2 separate regions of the Mus musculus genome follow, and region 1 is linked to region 2. Evidence: chromatin loops called from intact Hi-C (ENCODE). Cell type or tissue: left cerebral cortex. All regions are shown on one strand. Region 1 has its middle 55 kb from the start of Gm24335. Region 2 overlaps Ido2 (indoleamine 2,3-dioxygenase 2).

What was found. Peaks named below come from ENCODE experiments on the same cell type or tissue, not always from the same donor. Only the 100,000 strongest peaks of a DNase experiment are listed, where the experiment ranks them.
Region 1: it touches region 2 in a loop (4-fold over the local background); 3 of 42 quality-filtered maps call a loop at or near these places.

The regions. Positions count from the first base shown.
Region 1 is chr8:23,340,685-23,348,684 of GRCm38, forward strand. No RefSeq gene overlaps it. Among named protein-coding and RNA genes, the nearest start is that of Gm24335, 55 kb to the left of the region's middle. In left cerebral cortex, CTCF peaks have their summits at 106 (motif pointing left) and 3,659 (motif pointing right); a DNase peak (open chromatin) is centred at 3,672.
Region 2 is chr8:24,543,017-24,551,016 of GRCm38, forward strand. It overlaps Ido2 (indoleamine 2,3-dioxygenase 2), which reads right to left. Exons shown (of 10, transcript NM_145949.2): 4 at 7,753-7,871; 5 at 5,804-5,818; 6 at 4,124-4,223; 7 at 3,491-3,608. Among named protein-coding and RNA genes, the nearest start is that of Ido2, 29 kb to the right of the region's middle. In left cerebral cortex, CTCF peaks have their summits at 3,420 (motif pointing left) and 4,401 (motif pointing right); DNase peaks (open chromatin) are centred at 2,890, 3,426 and 4,398; H3K4me3 peaks cover 503 bases.

The sequences.
Region 1 (8,000 bases), 1.2 Mb before region 2:
GAAATCCAATTTTGAGGGTTGGTCAGGGTTGTCCAAGAGACTCCTAAAACATCACAGGCTCTTGTTATTGGCCTTGATTGCCCTCTAGAGGTGGAAGGTAAGCCCCTATTGCTGAAGGTAAGCTGTACTTCAGACACGGGGGTCCAGAGGCCCCTGAGCTGGAATGAACCTGAATGTCTCCTCCTTGAGAACTAGCTCTCATGGTACAGAAACCGCCATTTAAGCTTCCAAAGAAGGGAAGACCCACTCAATAGGAGGGAAACCATTCCTAATACTGGACACCTAGCCAACTACCCAAGGCTGGGGAAGTCATGGATCTTGCAGGAGAACCTACAACTATGGCTTTCCTAAACTGCCCCCTAATCTCGAAGTACATTCTAAACATTTGTTCTTGTACACACCAGATAAGTTTGATACTCATCTGTTGTCTATCAACACATCCACGCCTCTTGTCAAGAAGACTTTGGGATGCACCCGCTGAAGATCCTCACAGAAAACTACCACCAATCAAATTTTATAGACGTGGAGCCCCAGTCCCAATACATCTATAAAACAACTCCTCCACCTATGTCTCAGGGATTATGAGAGAAGAAGGGGCCAGAAGAGTGTACGAGCCAGAGGGTGGGGAGTTTCCTGTGAGATTGTGTTTGATGTCAGAAGCGATACCCATAAAGTCTTCACATGACGACTTAAATATAAGCTGAACAAGGATAGCCACAACAGACATGCCAAAGAGGATGGGGTAGGCGGAAGTTCACGAGTCCTTCACCTTACACCGAGAACCCAGGGACGCACAGAACGGTTGGACCATTTGTTCACGTTGCTTTTGACCTAGCACCTAGATATGGCCTTCCGAACTTCTGGAGACTTCTAACAGGAAGGGACACTGGGGTGATGGGATGTTGAGGTGTTTGATCTGTCCTCCATGGACCTTGGACCTTCTCAGAAGCCCCTTGAGCTTATCACCAATAGTCTGCTTTCTGTTCCCGTGGCCTTTCCCCCCTTCCATAGTTCACACATGAGGGAAGATACAGGACCCTTGTCTCGTCGATCTGACTCTAGGTTGCTTCAGTTAGCACGATCATTTCTAGCCCCATCTATTTTCCTGCACATGACATGGGTTCACTCTTCTTTATGGCAGGATGCTGCATTGCTCGTCCTTCCATGAAGCACCCCCGTTTACTCTGCTGCTAGGCACCAAAGCTTAGTCCATGACTTCACTATTAAGGGTAGTGTGTGATAAACGTAGATATGCAAAATTTTTTACCATATGCTTTAATCCCTCCTGATGTTTTCATGATCTATAGCCATGAAATTCATAAAGGACTTCCTTATTGATTTCCGAGTGGATGCGTTGATTTATACTTCTGTCAGCACGGTATAAGAGTTCTTTTTCCCCTTGCCAATATTTGTTGGGTTTTTGGGTTTTTATTTTTTGTTGTCATTGTTTTGTTCTGTTCTGTTTTTCTGACTGGGGTGAGATGGAGTCTCAGTGTAGTTTTGATTTGTATTTCCCCAGTGGATAAAAGCGTTTAACATTTTAAATTTATTATTTATTGGCTGGCCATTTTTTTTAAGTTTACTTTGAAAAGTATCTATTGAAGTTGCCCATTTATTGATTGGATTATTTTTCTTTTGTTGCTTAATTTTCCAATTTTGAGAATACAGGACGGATATTATTTCCATGTCATGTAAATATTTAGCAAACGTTTCCTCCCGTTCTGTAGCCTGCCACTTCACTCTGCTAATTGTTTCCTTAGCCATTTAGAAACTTTCTAATTTGATGCAATTCTTAGTTATTTCCTGTTATTTCCTGAGCATTTTGGAGCCAAATTCAGAAAAACATTCTCTACACCTGTGTCTTGAAGTGTTTTTCTCTGCGTTTCGAAGTTTCAGGACACATTTTGAATATTTGGCATCCACGTTACAGCTCTCTGTCTTACCCCTTTTCAAACACATTAGACATAATTAATCTATTATAATTATTTTTAGTCTTCATACGCCTAAGATATGAATGGCTTACGTATCACTTTGTAAAAACAGAAAAATATGAATTTTAGCTGTTGTCCTTTGTCATTATTTTTATGCCTTCTGGTATTCTGTTCACTGACAGTTTTATTTGTTTGGAGGACTCTCTTGGCCTTTCTATAGGGCAGGGCTGGGGAAGAGATATTCTTCATCCTTCCTTCATTTCTGAAGGACAGATTTTGGCTGGGTACAGCCTTCTGGTTGGTCAGTGCTTTCCTTGGTACCAGGAAACTCTCCCACCATTCTCTCCTGGGGTGCTCAGACAACATGAGTATTCTGCAGTCTGTCCACTTCTTTTCTCTCCGTGCTTTGAAGATTTTCTCATGGTCTTTGACCTTTGAAAGCATGATTATAATGTCTTGGGGGTCCACTAGGGTCTATATTTGAATATTTGTATCTTCCTTTGTTTGGGAAATTTTCTGCTATTATCTCTTTGAGTAAGCTCCCTTTGACTTCCAGAGGACTTTGAACTGCAATAATCCATATTTTTCTTTTTTGCCTTTAGTGTGACCCCAACATTCTCCCAATTTCTTCATTCTTCTTCACTCTTTTCTTTAATAAGTCTGAATTCAGCCTCACCCACTTTTCCTTTGATATATTTAATACTGGTGCTTTTTTCAACATTTGTTATTTCACTTAATTTACTTATTTAAATGTATTTCCAGTTCAAAGATTTTTGTTTAATTTAAAAAGAGTGACTACTATTTCTTTACTAAGTTTCTCTATTAGAGTATTGAGGGTATGTGTGTGTGTGTGTGTTTTCTTGAACTTGTCTGGCTTCCTTAACTGTTTTTATTAGTTACCTTTTTGGTTGCTGTGATAAAATACCATGTGCAAGGAAACTTATATTAGAAAGATTTTATTTGGACTCATGGTTCCAGAGGGATCAGATCCAGTCATGGCAGAAGCTATGGTAGCAAGTAGCAGACAGGATAGCAACAGCAGGAAGCTGAGCACACATCTTTAAATGTTAGCAAACTGAAAGTACAATGGAGCTCTATACCCTCAAAGGCTTCCCTTTCCTTTGATGGTCTCCTTCCAGCACTTCCAAGCCTGCCCCAACAGCGCCACCAACTGGAGACCACGTGTTCAGACACCGGAGCCTGTGGGGGACATTTCTCATTCAAACCACTGCACAGCTGCTCTAAACCTCCACTTTAGGCTTTATCCCTGTTGGTTATGACTGATTTCTGTACCTCATTTTCACTCTTAGATGGGGTCATGGATCATTGAAATTTTCCCCCTTCCCCCAGCTTTGGAAAAATTTAAATTAACGCATATTTCTAGTACATAGAAATGGGATTCACTGGCCTTTCCATACATGAAATCAGGTATTGATCATATCTGTTTTCTACTTACTGCCTTTGTTCCTTTCTCTTCCCTTTCTTCTAGCTTCTTTATCAATTCCTAATCATCTCTTTTTACTGGAAGTTCTTAATGTTGCTCAGTGTGCAATGCAATCTGTGCATTAAAATCCTGCATTTATTGAAGTCTGTGCTTTCTTTTCCAGAAATTCTAAGCAGACTGATTATTTCCTCCGACATTGTTGTCACCCCTACAATCTCAGCACTTGCTGTCACCCCAAGACCGGGTTTGCCATAAGGATACTTTTGTCTGTTATCACCGTTTCAACACTAGAGGGCGACCCAAACCCAGCTTTGTCTTAGACCTTCTGTTGGTGCATTGTTTAGAATGAACTGTGAATGAGTGTCTACACCTCTCTGTGCCTCCCTCAGATAAGGGTGACCCAGGCATGTCATCCAGAGTCACTGCTAGCCAGGTTCTCCAGTGTACTGTTTGGTTAAGGCAGACTCACTGTGAGTCAAGCATTGCAATGCCATTTCTTGAATACAAAGATCACCACAGCACTAGTGCAGGACCAGTGATGGGAGAAAAATGAAGCATATGAAATGAATCAGAATAAGGAAAGAATAGTTGAAGAGATCCTGGATCTCAAAGGCAGTGGCAAGATACTTGAAAATGTCAGGGAAGAAGGTGGGTGGGGTCCAGGACAAGAAGCCAAACTGAACACAGCTGTACATTTAGCAGCCTCCTGAAAGAGACCCAAAAGCCACAAGCAAGCAGCTATTCTCATTTCTGGTAAAGTAGACTTGAATTTCAAACTACAGAGATGTGAAAAGGGTGATGGTCATACGTTAATAAAGGGGCTGATGCCTCAAGAGGAATTCCACAATCGTGAACATCTAGGCAATGAAAGAGTTCTCAATGTCATCAAATGCACTAAGCAAGCATGACAGTTCAGGTAGACTCTGATACGACCATGGAGAGAGACTTGAATACCCCATGATCATCTTTAGGTAAGTCATCCAAACTCAATCTCAGCAAAGACACCTTAGAGTGAAATTATCCTATAGATCAAAAGGCTCTAATATTTCTAAAGAATATCCCATCTAACAGATAGGGAATAGAGATTATTCACCGTGGCACATGGAGTTTTTTCTAAAATTGATCATACTATAAGTCACAAAGTAAGTCTTAAGAAATTTTTTAAAAATGGAATGAACCATGTTTTTTTTTATTAAACCATAGAACAAAACTTGAAAGTAACAGCAATAGAAACAATAGAACTACAAAAGCTGCAAACAAATAGCACACTTCTGAACAAACAGAAGGTGCCGAAGAAATCAAGGAGGAAATTCTAGAATTCCTAGAATTAAATAAAAGCAGTGTTAGCACGCGTATACAAATATGCATATACATATGCATATAAAATTTCAATTTAGGTTCTGCATCTGAGGGAAAACATGCAAGTTTGGCTTTGAGTCTGACATATTTCACTTTAACATAATGATTTCCAGTTCCATCAATTTTCTTGAAATGTCATTATTTTCTTTTTCTTTACAGCCTAAGGAAAAAAGACTTACTTTAGGGTTTCCATCACATATATGCTATAATAACGGGATTCAAATGTTATTGGCCACTGCCATGGATCTCGCTTACCCTTCAGAACTTGATGCTCAAACCTTGTTGCTGAAGACACCACATTATCGACTCAGAACAGAGAAATCAGTCTGGTTCAGACCCGGTAGTTTTATTCCTATTGGCTAGCTTTCACCGTGCTGCAAGGTTGTATGCTTGCAACTTGGGGGAGAAAATTCGTGAACAGACTTATTCTGCTATGAATCCATGTTCTACAACAGTGATGGCTTGGCATGTTCTACAACAGGTACAACCACTGGCGCATTAGTGCCACAGATGTTTTGGAAGTAACCAACCACCTTCTTCTTTAAAGTCCACTCCACAAGCTGGAGCTCATGTCTGGTACTCTTAACTGAGCCCAAAATCCATGGTTGGTTATGGCCATAGGGAACAACCTAGTATTATTATTCTGCTAAATGAACATAGTATTGTTCTACCTTCTAAGTCCGTGGTTCTCAACCTTCCTAATGCTGTGACCCTTTTATATAGTTCTTCATGTTGTAGTGGACCCCAACCACAAAATTATTTTATAGCTATTTTATAACTGTAATGTTGCCACTGTTATGAATAGCAATATAAATATCTGATATCTTGCGCGCGCTCGACTGGCCAGGAAGAACGACACTGCAACAGGATCCTTCTGCACACGTTTATTGGGAGAGCTTGATTGTAGAGGCAAAAAGACCCTGAGCCCAGAACTGGTGCTGCTTACATAGGCCTAGGAGAGGCGTGTCTCACATCTGATTGGTTAACTTGTCTTGGCAAAAGAACCTTCACTGCCTATGTATGTGTGGTGGCCAGCAGTAGCCAACTGCCACTCTGCAACTGCCACTCTGCAACGGCTTCCCACACTGATATGCAGGATATCTGATACATGACCCCCAAAGGGTTCACAACCCACAGATTGAGACCCTCTGCCCTAAGTTCTTATCTTTATTCCTACAGATTAGTGCACCTTTCTACCCTCATCAGAGAAGCATCTTTTTGTAGTAGACGGTAACTAATAGACTCACAACTCATTAACATGCAAGAGAATAGTGCATTTGAGAGTTCTCATGTATAAATGGGAAATCTATGTGAAATCTCATGGTTCAGGGACCATCATGGAAAAGAGGGCATGACAAGACATGACAGAAACACTTCACACATGAACACAAATCAGTTTAACTGCATACAAGAACTTGTACAACATCAAGCCAGACAAAATCCTAAATGGATAGGGAAGAGGCTCATGAAATTCTATGTGATGATCTATTGGTAATAAATGGATCCTGGGGTCCAGATTATCAGTTTTTGTTCAGGGATGAGGGCCCTGAGTGGCTATTCATGCTCCAGGAGATGGCTCTATACCCAAGCACATAGAAATTAGTTTTGTTTTTATTTTATTTTGTTTTTATTTTTGTCAACCTGACCCAAGCTAGAGTCATTGGGAGGAGAAATCCCAGTTGAGAAAATGCCCCTACCAGCTTAGCATGTGAGCAAGTCTATTAGAGGTCCCAGCCCACCGTGGAATGCCATCCCTGTGCATGGTCCTGATGGTATGAGAAAGCAGGCTGAGGATGCCGGTAAGCAGCATCCCTCTATGGCTTCTGCTTTGGTTCCTGTCTCCAGGTTCCTGCCTTGAGTTCCCACTCTAACTTTCTTGGATGATGGACTGTGCTGTGCAAGTATGAGATGAAATAAACTTATGAGATGAATAAGCTTCCTCCCCAAGCTGCTTTGGGTCATAATGTTATTTATGCCTATCTGTCTGTCTGTCTGTCTGTCTGTCTGTCATCTATCATCTATCAATCATCTATCTATTTGAGACTGGGTCTGTTTATGTAGTCCTGAATGTCCTGGAACTCACTATGTAGAGCAGAATGGTCTTGAATAAATGGAGCTCCGCCAGCCTCTGTCTCCTAAGTGCTGGGATCTAACATAATTTTAGCAGGTCAGCTTTGTTCACTCTGTGCTTGTTCTTTCTTTCCCTCTTTCCATCCAGCTTTGGGATAGGCTTTCCCAGAGAACCCAGACTGGCCTAGGGTTAGGGGTCTCTGTGCCTCAGTCTGCTGAGAGCCAGGACTGTTTGAGGTTGTATCCTTTACTGTTTCTTCTTTCCCCTCTAACTTTTCAGTTGCATCATCCCTCCATGCCTCTGATTGTCCCTCTTTACATTTTTACTCCTCTGTTTCTTAATTGTTATTGTTAGTCTTACTTTGCATATTTCTTTATTGTTTGGATCCTCAGTAACTAATATCTTGATGTGCTCAGTACTATTTGGGTCTTTTGCTTCATAAAACTACTGAAGTTGAAGGGGTGGCTGTTTCGTGTTTATCACTGTGCTTTCATAGAAGGCCTAATCCTTTCTTGTAACCATTCCTCCAGATAGTGCTCTACTCTCTGAATGGTCCTGAAGGTTGAACTTGCTTCTCTGAGCATGTGACTTGAAAATCTAACTACTGAACTACACCCCTGATCTATCAGAGAGAAACAACATCTTAATCCTATTATGACTTAGTCTCATTTCTACATTGCAAACATGTCCACAAAATAAATGTGGGTGATTAAGAAAGGAAATCCAAGCAGCCAGCTAATCCCAGTTGTGCAAGTCCAAGTGCAAAAACACAAGAAACATGAAAGACCAGGCAACATGACTTCTCAAAAACCGACTAATCCCACAGTAACGGCCTCCAATAAGAATGAATTATATGAAATCCCAGACAAATAATTTGAAAGAATATTTGTAAGTATGTTCAAAGAAATCAAGGAGAACACGAATTTCTGAATAAATTAAAAGAGAACACACAGCTGAATGAAAAGAGTGAAGTCAATATGGGATGGGAATATGGAATTTAATAAATAGATTTACTGTAAGATCAAGCTGAAATACTGGAAATGAGAAGTTCAATAAGTTAAAAAAATCAGTGGGAATTATCACTCATAGAATTCATAAAGACAGCAGAGCATCAGATTTTGAAGATGAGGCAGATGAGTTAGAGATGCAGATAACACAAAGATAAGTCAAGAGGAAAGTCTGAATATAACATATG
Region 2 (8,000 bases):
AACCTGACCCAAGCAACTTGAGGAACAAAGCATTTATCCATCGTATGCTTCCACACCGTGCTTCCTAATCAAGGGAACTCAGGACAGGAACGCCAACAGGGATGGCACCTGGAGGCAGGAGCTGATGCAGAGACCGTGGAGGGACGCTGCTTACTGGCTTGATCCTCATAGGTTGCTCAGCCTGCTCTCTTATAGAAACCTGGACCACCAGCCCAGGGGTGGCTCCACTCACGATGGGCTGGGTCCTCCCCATCAATCACTAATTGAGAAAATGCCCCACAGGCTTGAGCACAGCCCTGCCCTATGAGGGCCTCTTCTGCACTGAGGAGCTCTCCTCTTAGATGATCTATATGTGCTGAGTTCACATAAAACTCGCCAGCGCTCTAGACAGGATCTGTCTCTCTGTCTCATATCTCTGTGTCTGTCTCTCTCTGTCTGTTTCTCCTCCCCTCCCCCTCCCCCTCCCCTCCCCCTCCCCTCCCCCTCCCCTCCCCCTCCCTCCTCTCCTCCCTCTCTCTCTCCTTCTCCTCCCTCCCCCTCTCCCTCTCTCCCTCTCTCTCCTCCCTCTCCCTCTCTCCCTCTCTTCCTCTCCTCCCTCCCCCTCTCCCTCTCTCCCTCTCTCTCCCTCTCCTCCCTCTCTTCCTCTCCCTCTCCTTCTCCTCCCTCCCCCTCTCCCTCTCCCTCTCCCTCCCCCCATCTCTCTCTCTCTCTCTCTATCACACACACACACACACACACACACACACACACACACTTTTTTTTTTTTTTTTTTTTTTTTTTTTTACCCTACAGGTCCTTTGTATATATGCTATGATTTCTGGTTTAGTGTTTTGTGGTATCCTGAGTGTGTGGATGCATGTGCACTTACAGCTGACTTTTTGTCTCTTGGTGTGTGTGTGTGTGTGTGTGTGTGTGTGTGTGTGTGTGCATGTGCCTTTTCCCAGGCTCCTTTCCATCTGTTTGTTTGTCTTGTCCAACTTAACATGATAGTTTTTGTTTTCTCTTACTTTATTTTATTATTACCCCTTAGAAGCCTGTTGGTTTTCCAGTGTAACACAGAAGGTGGTGGATCTGGGTGGGAGGGAAGGTGGGCAGAAACTGAGGGGAGAAAAGGGGAAGGATATATTATGTGAGGGAAAATTATTTTTAAGAAAAAGATAATTAATGATGAACCTAAGCATACGTCTCAGCAACAAGATCTCTGCATAGAAACCCAGCTAACCCTGTAAATTACTGCTGTAATCAATAAGAATGTAGTTTACCAAAGGGCTGGATTCCAAGTTAACGTTTAAATACCTGCTTCATTCTATAAGGTAGAAACAAACAGCGCAGAAGTAACTAAATAAAAAGATATGTTTGCCACACACAAGAATGCAAATAACTGTTGATAAAACAGAATTTAGGCATCTGCCTTCCTTTGGAAGAAACTCAAGGAACCCTGCGCATGAAAATGCAGATGCTGAATTCTCACACAGGGAAACTGGGTAGCCAATGAAGGTGTATACCAGAGAGGGGTCCTTGTGTCAAGACAGCATGTGACAGATAAAGACCACCCAGCAACCGTGACAAATGAGTTAGAAGAAGTCATCAGGAAATGCAGACTAATATTTTATGCTGCTTCTAGTCCCTTGGCCTGTTTTCCTTCCGTGATAGAAATTGCACGTATAATATCAGAATCCATACTTAATGCAGCTTGAACTAAGTCCCCATTTGAGGGTTTGGTTTCTGTGTTTCTTTTTGTGGTTCCTGCTAAGGCTCCCGAGAGACAGCCAGGCCCCTGAAGAAGAAAACCAGGGAGGGAACTTTCCAGAGAAAAGGAAGAAGAGACTAAGGGCACCCAGAGCAGAGAGACACACCCAAAGGGAAAGAGCAGAGGCCACTGCAGAAAACCTGCTCCTTTAACCAAATCTAAGGAGAGACCATGTGGACGTTACCTGCAGGAGGGAGATTGAATTCATTTGCTATCTCATAGCACATGCAGATGATAATAGATGAGTTAAGAACTTAAGTATAAAAGATGAAAACTTCAGAAGAAAGTATGGGGGATTATATTTCCAACCTGTTCTTCCTGAATCATTTCTTACGTAAGAGCTAACGAACAGTCCTGGGACCATATTTCAGTGGAGAATTTTTGCTTGCAAATGGCATTAAACAAACCTTATTTGTACAACTATGTTAGGCTGGGCAAAGGCCTGGGGACTTGGCTTGCAGCGCAGTGGGCCTCCGATGTCCACAAAAGGCATTTTTATGGACCCTACATGCCTGGGAAGGAAGGAAGGATGTCCTGAGGGAAACCCAGGATGCTTGCTGAAGCTGGGCTCTAAACACAGTGATTGGTTATTGGTAAAATCTAGTTGGGGGTTTGGGAGTGGAGGGAATCCACCCAGCCACGCTCTCCGAATCACACACAAAAGCAGCCCATGCAGACCAGACTCCGTGCCAAGGACACGCACGACCCCCTGCCTATGCCTTCCAGCGTTTGATTTTGTTTTTAAACATGATCTCTCTTTTATGGTAACTGTTATAGTATGGCAAGCGCCTCCCCTTGCTGACTCTGTACTGCTGGCAAGGTGCCTGCATAGAGGCAAGGTGGTGGCGACCTGTTTCCGCTCCTCAGTGCCACACTGAGTAAGGATCATCGGACAGCCCTTAGCCCCTTAGCTGTGTGTCCTTGTCTGATAGGCTGTTGTCAGCCTGCTTGTGTGCCAGGAACACTGCCCTTCCCATGGCGTCTCAGCACTGGGGATGAAAACTCACTGAACACTGGACTAAACTGTCCTCACTAGTGCCCTATTTTGACTGCAAGTATTTCAGAGGCTAGGACATATCCTCCATCCGGAGACGCGAGGAGGGCGTGCCCACACTAAGGGCTTCATGGGATGGTGTGGAGGATACTGTTGCCATCTTTGAAAAGTGTGGACACGTGTCCTTCTCCTTCGCCACGTGTGTGAATACAGCTAGTTCTAAAACCTTGAAAAAAAGTCATCACATAGAGAAATTTGTCTCAGGATCAGATGGCTTGGAAGGAGTCTAATTGGGGAGCTCTCCGGGTCCTTGGACCTCCTTCAGCGGATCATGAGGGTCTTTCTGGATTTGTAACATGGTCAGAGAGGAAAAGCAAATGACTCTTGAGGGCCTTACAGACGCCCCCACGGGACAGCCCTGCCCGCCAGCAAGCCTAACCTGTATAACCAACATTCCCCCTTGTGGCCCATCCAATCTCCCAGGCTTCGTTAAGAGATCAGCATGCCAAAGTCGTATCTGGACCCTGGAGAAGGGAAGCTACCCCAACCACACGAAACTATAAAGAACGATTCTAAAAAAAATATTTCTGCCGACTGGAAAAAAAAAAAAAAAAACAATTCTCTGACTGGGACGCTTTACGCTAAATATAGAACACTAGCGCCATCTTGTGGAGAGATGGACCACCATCATCCACGTAGGACCTGCCCAAGTCCAGGCCACTGGAGACGCTGCTCCAGTATCTTACCATGCATTTGGGCCAAGGCTCTGGTGATATCCTGGATGGAGAGTCTCAGCTGCTGCAGGGCTTCTAGCAGGGTGTCCTGACTGTGTTGCCGAATGGCCTCCATTCCCTGAACCAGGGCCTAGGAATAAGATCCACGTTCTCAGTTGAGGTGCTACGAAGTAACTTTTTTTATTAAAACCCCCGCGGGATGCAGATCGCCACGGAGTAGCCCACACTACTGGAATATCTCTGGAGCGTAAATTGTGACATCAAGAGCCTCAACACAAGTGCTTTCTCATTCCTTCTGGGTTTCCCATATCACAGTCGTTTCTACTCTGGCATCCCTACAGATATGCATGGATATGCCTTTATCTGCCTTTCCATAAAACAGTCTTTTTCTTTTTGACCTCTGAGTCTCTAGCTTCTGCAGGTCCATGAAGTGGAACAGCTAGCGCAGTGGGTGTCTGTTGCACTCAGCGTGTGGTACCTGGGTGTAGACGGAGAAGTCGGTTCACTCCAGGCTAAAAGGGCACTGACACCACAGGCTAGAACTCAGATATGTCTCTTCATCGTCAACCCTAGGAGGAGGAGGCCTCTGTCTGTCCACGTGGGGAAAACCACCATAGGGAGAGGGCCGGGTGAGTAAGAAGATACCTTAAGGCCGGGCACTGCTGCCTTCTCCACCAAGACTGTCACTAGGATGAAGCCCCGCAGGCTCTCTCCCCCCGGAAATGAGATGATGGTTTCCAGGTTACTGGAGGAAGAGACCAAGAAAAGAAGAAAATCAGATCAGTTAGAGCCAAATTCCTATGACCTGAGAACTATGACCATTATGGGTGTGTGCCTGCGTGCCTGACTAGAGTTCTAACCCAAGGATGAATTGCTGCCACAGAACCGCGGCCGGAAGCCTGTCATTACCACATCCAAACAGTAGGTGGAGCTCCAGGAACGCTACAGAAGAGGGGCAGGACAGACTACAGTAGTCAGAGGGGTTGAGAACGCCAGGAGAACACAGCCCACGGAATCAAAAACAAGCCGACCTCATGGGGGCTCACAGAGACTGAAGTGACAATCACAGAACCTGCATCGGCGTGACCTACGCCGTCTGCTCATATGTTGTGGTTGTGTGTAGTTTCGTGTTCCTGTGGAACTCCGAATAGTGGGAGTGGAAGAGTGTCTCTGACTCTTGCCTGCTCTTTGGATCCTTGTCCTCCTAGTGGGTTGCCTCATCAAGCCTTGAAATGAGGGGCTGCTGTTTGTAACTATGTCAGGGCAGGTTTGGAGGATAGCTCCAGGAGGCTTGCTTTTTTTTTTTTTTTTTTTTGGAAAAGTAGGAGTAGATCTAGGGAAAGGAGAAGTGAGAGGAGGACTGGGAGGAGTAGGGGAGGAGAAACTGTGGATAGAATATAATGTGTGGAAGAAGAAGAAGAAGAAGAAGAAGAAGAAGAAGAAGAAGAAGAAGAAGAAGAAGAAGAAGAAGAAGAAGAAGAAGAAGAAGAAGAAGAAGAAGAAGAAGAAGAAGAAGAAGAAGAGGAGGAGGAGGAGGAGGGAGGTCATTTCTAATCAACCTGCTGCTGTCCTGTCTTCCCATCAGAGCCAAATCTGACCTGATACAGAACCCAGATGAGTATCTGCACACATCTGCGTTGTCCCCAGCATCTCAAACATAAGCAAAGCCCAGCCTCAAACCTCAAAACAGCAAAGCGGAGGTGAGTCACACATCTCCTCGGTCCAGCAGAGGTGTTAGCCTGGGGAATATTTGCCATCCACCTGTATGCTCCACAGAGCTGAGGAGGGTGTGTGTGTGTGTGTGTGTGTGTGTGTGTGTGTGTGTGTGTGTGAGAGAGAGAGAGAGAGAGAGCGCAGGATGTGACTCTGGCTCCTCTGCTAGCTCTGCTCCCCGGGGAAGGTGGAGCCTATGACTATAGACCACACCTACTCACAAGGGCTCCAGCCCATCAGGTAAGAAGGGATTACAAAGGGACCCTTCTGTCACTGTGACCTGCCTGTTTCTGGCCTTTTGCTGATGTTCTTCAGAAATAAGAAATCTCTGCCAGTTTTCACAGAGCCACGGTTTCTTTTCTTACACTACACTTTTTTTTTAAATCATGGACATACAGGAAAATGTGGTTAAGAAAAATTAATCCCTGCACCCCTAGAAGCTAACCTCCATCAGAGCTACTGCTTGGACTATTGACTTTTTAATGCACTTCGAATTTTCAGGAGTTCATAGACAGCTGATGCTATTCCATCCATACAGCTGACCATGCCACCCTCTTGCTTTATCACAAGCCTTTAAAGGTAACAGTGGGTGGTTCTAAAGGCACATCTTACCTGATTTCCAACGGTCTGGTCGCATAATAGTTATTGGTGATAACAAAGAGAAAAAGAAAAAAAAAAAGAAAACAACTTAGTTAGTAACCAGATATAATTCTTGAGGTCCCGGGTACCCAGGCTCCCACACTCATCTGCAATGCCCTGGCACATGTACGGATCAGGACCCACCTAGGATGGACAGTGAGCCACTGGGTGACAGCAGAAACCAGATCTCACTTGACAGCCCGTGTCGTGTGTCTGTGTATGTACACATTCTTGCTTGCCTCTCTCTAGCTGCCTCTCGGTGCAGACCCCACTTCAGTTACTCTAATCCTACCCACCTGTTAGGAGTGGCCTTACATCAGCGTCTGGTCAGGCACCATGCTTTCCCTGCTGTTCCCCCTGGAGTTCTGAAGATACTGTTTATGTTGTTCTTTGACTTGTGTTAAGAGCTACTTTGTCTCAATACTGAACTGTTTGGGTGGTGGGGGTGGAGGTGGGGGGGGGTGTTGCTTCTATTTCTTTCATTTCTTCAAAGCACTTAATAAGCCCTGGGTAGACATCTTAAAAGACTCAGGAAGATGATGGCTCAGAAGAAATACGGTGGGGGAGCTCCAGGCTTGCATTTGCATCTCTGGGTGCTGTACCTCACTTGATGGGACATTCATTTCCTGGGGTTGTTTTCAACCCTGTCACCTCCCTTAAGACTTCATCTCCCAATTTCCCTTGAATCACAAACCCAGCTTCACAATAGTCCAGGCGCACATATTTATCATCTCACCTACTCCAATTCTAAGTTAGATTTAGTAGCTTTCAATGCAGATCAGTTTTTCGTTGCTGTATAATTGGTCAAAGACCAAGTCAGGCCTGGTTGTGCATGCTGTTAGTGGCAGATAGTCAAGGGGCTGAGGAGGTCTAAGGATCACCAAGTCAGGGACTGCTTATGCTACAGTGTGAATTTCAGGTCAGCTTTGGCATTGTGAGAGAAACTGTATCTAAATAAACGCTGAAGAGAGGGCTGGGGATAGAAAACAGGGGTGGAGCTCCTGCCTCACAGGTGAAGGTTCATTCAGTCCCCAGTCACAAACAAGCTTATCATCAACATATGATGCCATCATGATACCATTCATCATATAGCATCACCATACAACATCAACATCGTATGACATCATGTAACATTATCATATGACATCATCGTCATATGACATCATCATCCCAGAAAGCATGAAGTTCTAAGGCTCAGCAGACTGTAGATAAGAGGAGCCCTCCCCAGTTCTTAAAAGGAAGGGTCTCTTGAAAGGGTCCACAGCAGATCTCAACCATCTCTTTCAGCACTGCATGGCTACCTACAACCAGCATGCCAAGAAAGGTCCCTTTATGTCCAGCCTGGACTTCTTGTTTGCTGTTTTAATTTATAACAAAAGTAAATGCTGCCTTGCGTCGACCGCCTGAGACAGATTCAACTGTGAAAATGAAGTTTCCATGGATTGGTTGTTTGTTGAAAAGTCAATAAACAGATGCTTTTGTGCCCGGGACAAGTGTGGAATGGTGTAAACTAGACAGAATAGATGGTGTGAATCAGAATTCCACCCACGTGAAATCATTTATTCAGAACCATAGAGATCACCTCCAGACACCCCATCCTAACCTGACTTGAATGGAACACAGAACATGCTGAGAAAAAACAGCCCAGTGTCATTATTACAGCTGGAGGCTGACAGTCTGATTAAGAGATCCAGATGGGCACTGGAAGCAGCAAGCCAGTGTGCCTGAGAGCCCAGGAAGAAGAAATGTCTCAGGTTTAAATGTGTGCATTCCCTTTTATTGGAACCCTAAATTAAATGAATGGGAGCACACAGCTCACTATAAAACAGCCCTAAGACCCTGAGTCTTTTCTGCGAAGACAGTTCAAGTCCTGAGTCTTTTCTCAATCTGCTGCTAACTGAAGGAATCCTTTCCCTCCTTACCCTTCTGGGTTCCTTTTGGTCCAGTTTGTCAGCACCAGGTCAGAGTGGACCAGGATAGGCGGGAGTCCCAAGTTCCTGGATACCTCAACAAAAGGAATGGCAAGAGATCTTGGCAGCACCTTTAGGACAGGAATCCAGACAATTAGTATATTCTACTGGCAGAGAAAATCATCACGGTTGCCTGTGATAAGCGACCTGGAGACCAAGCACGAATTCTCTGAATGTTCCACACCTATACCCTACACATG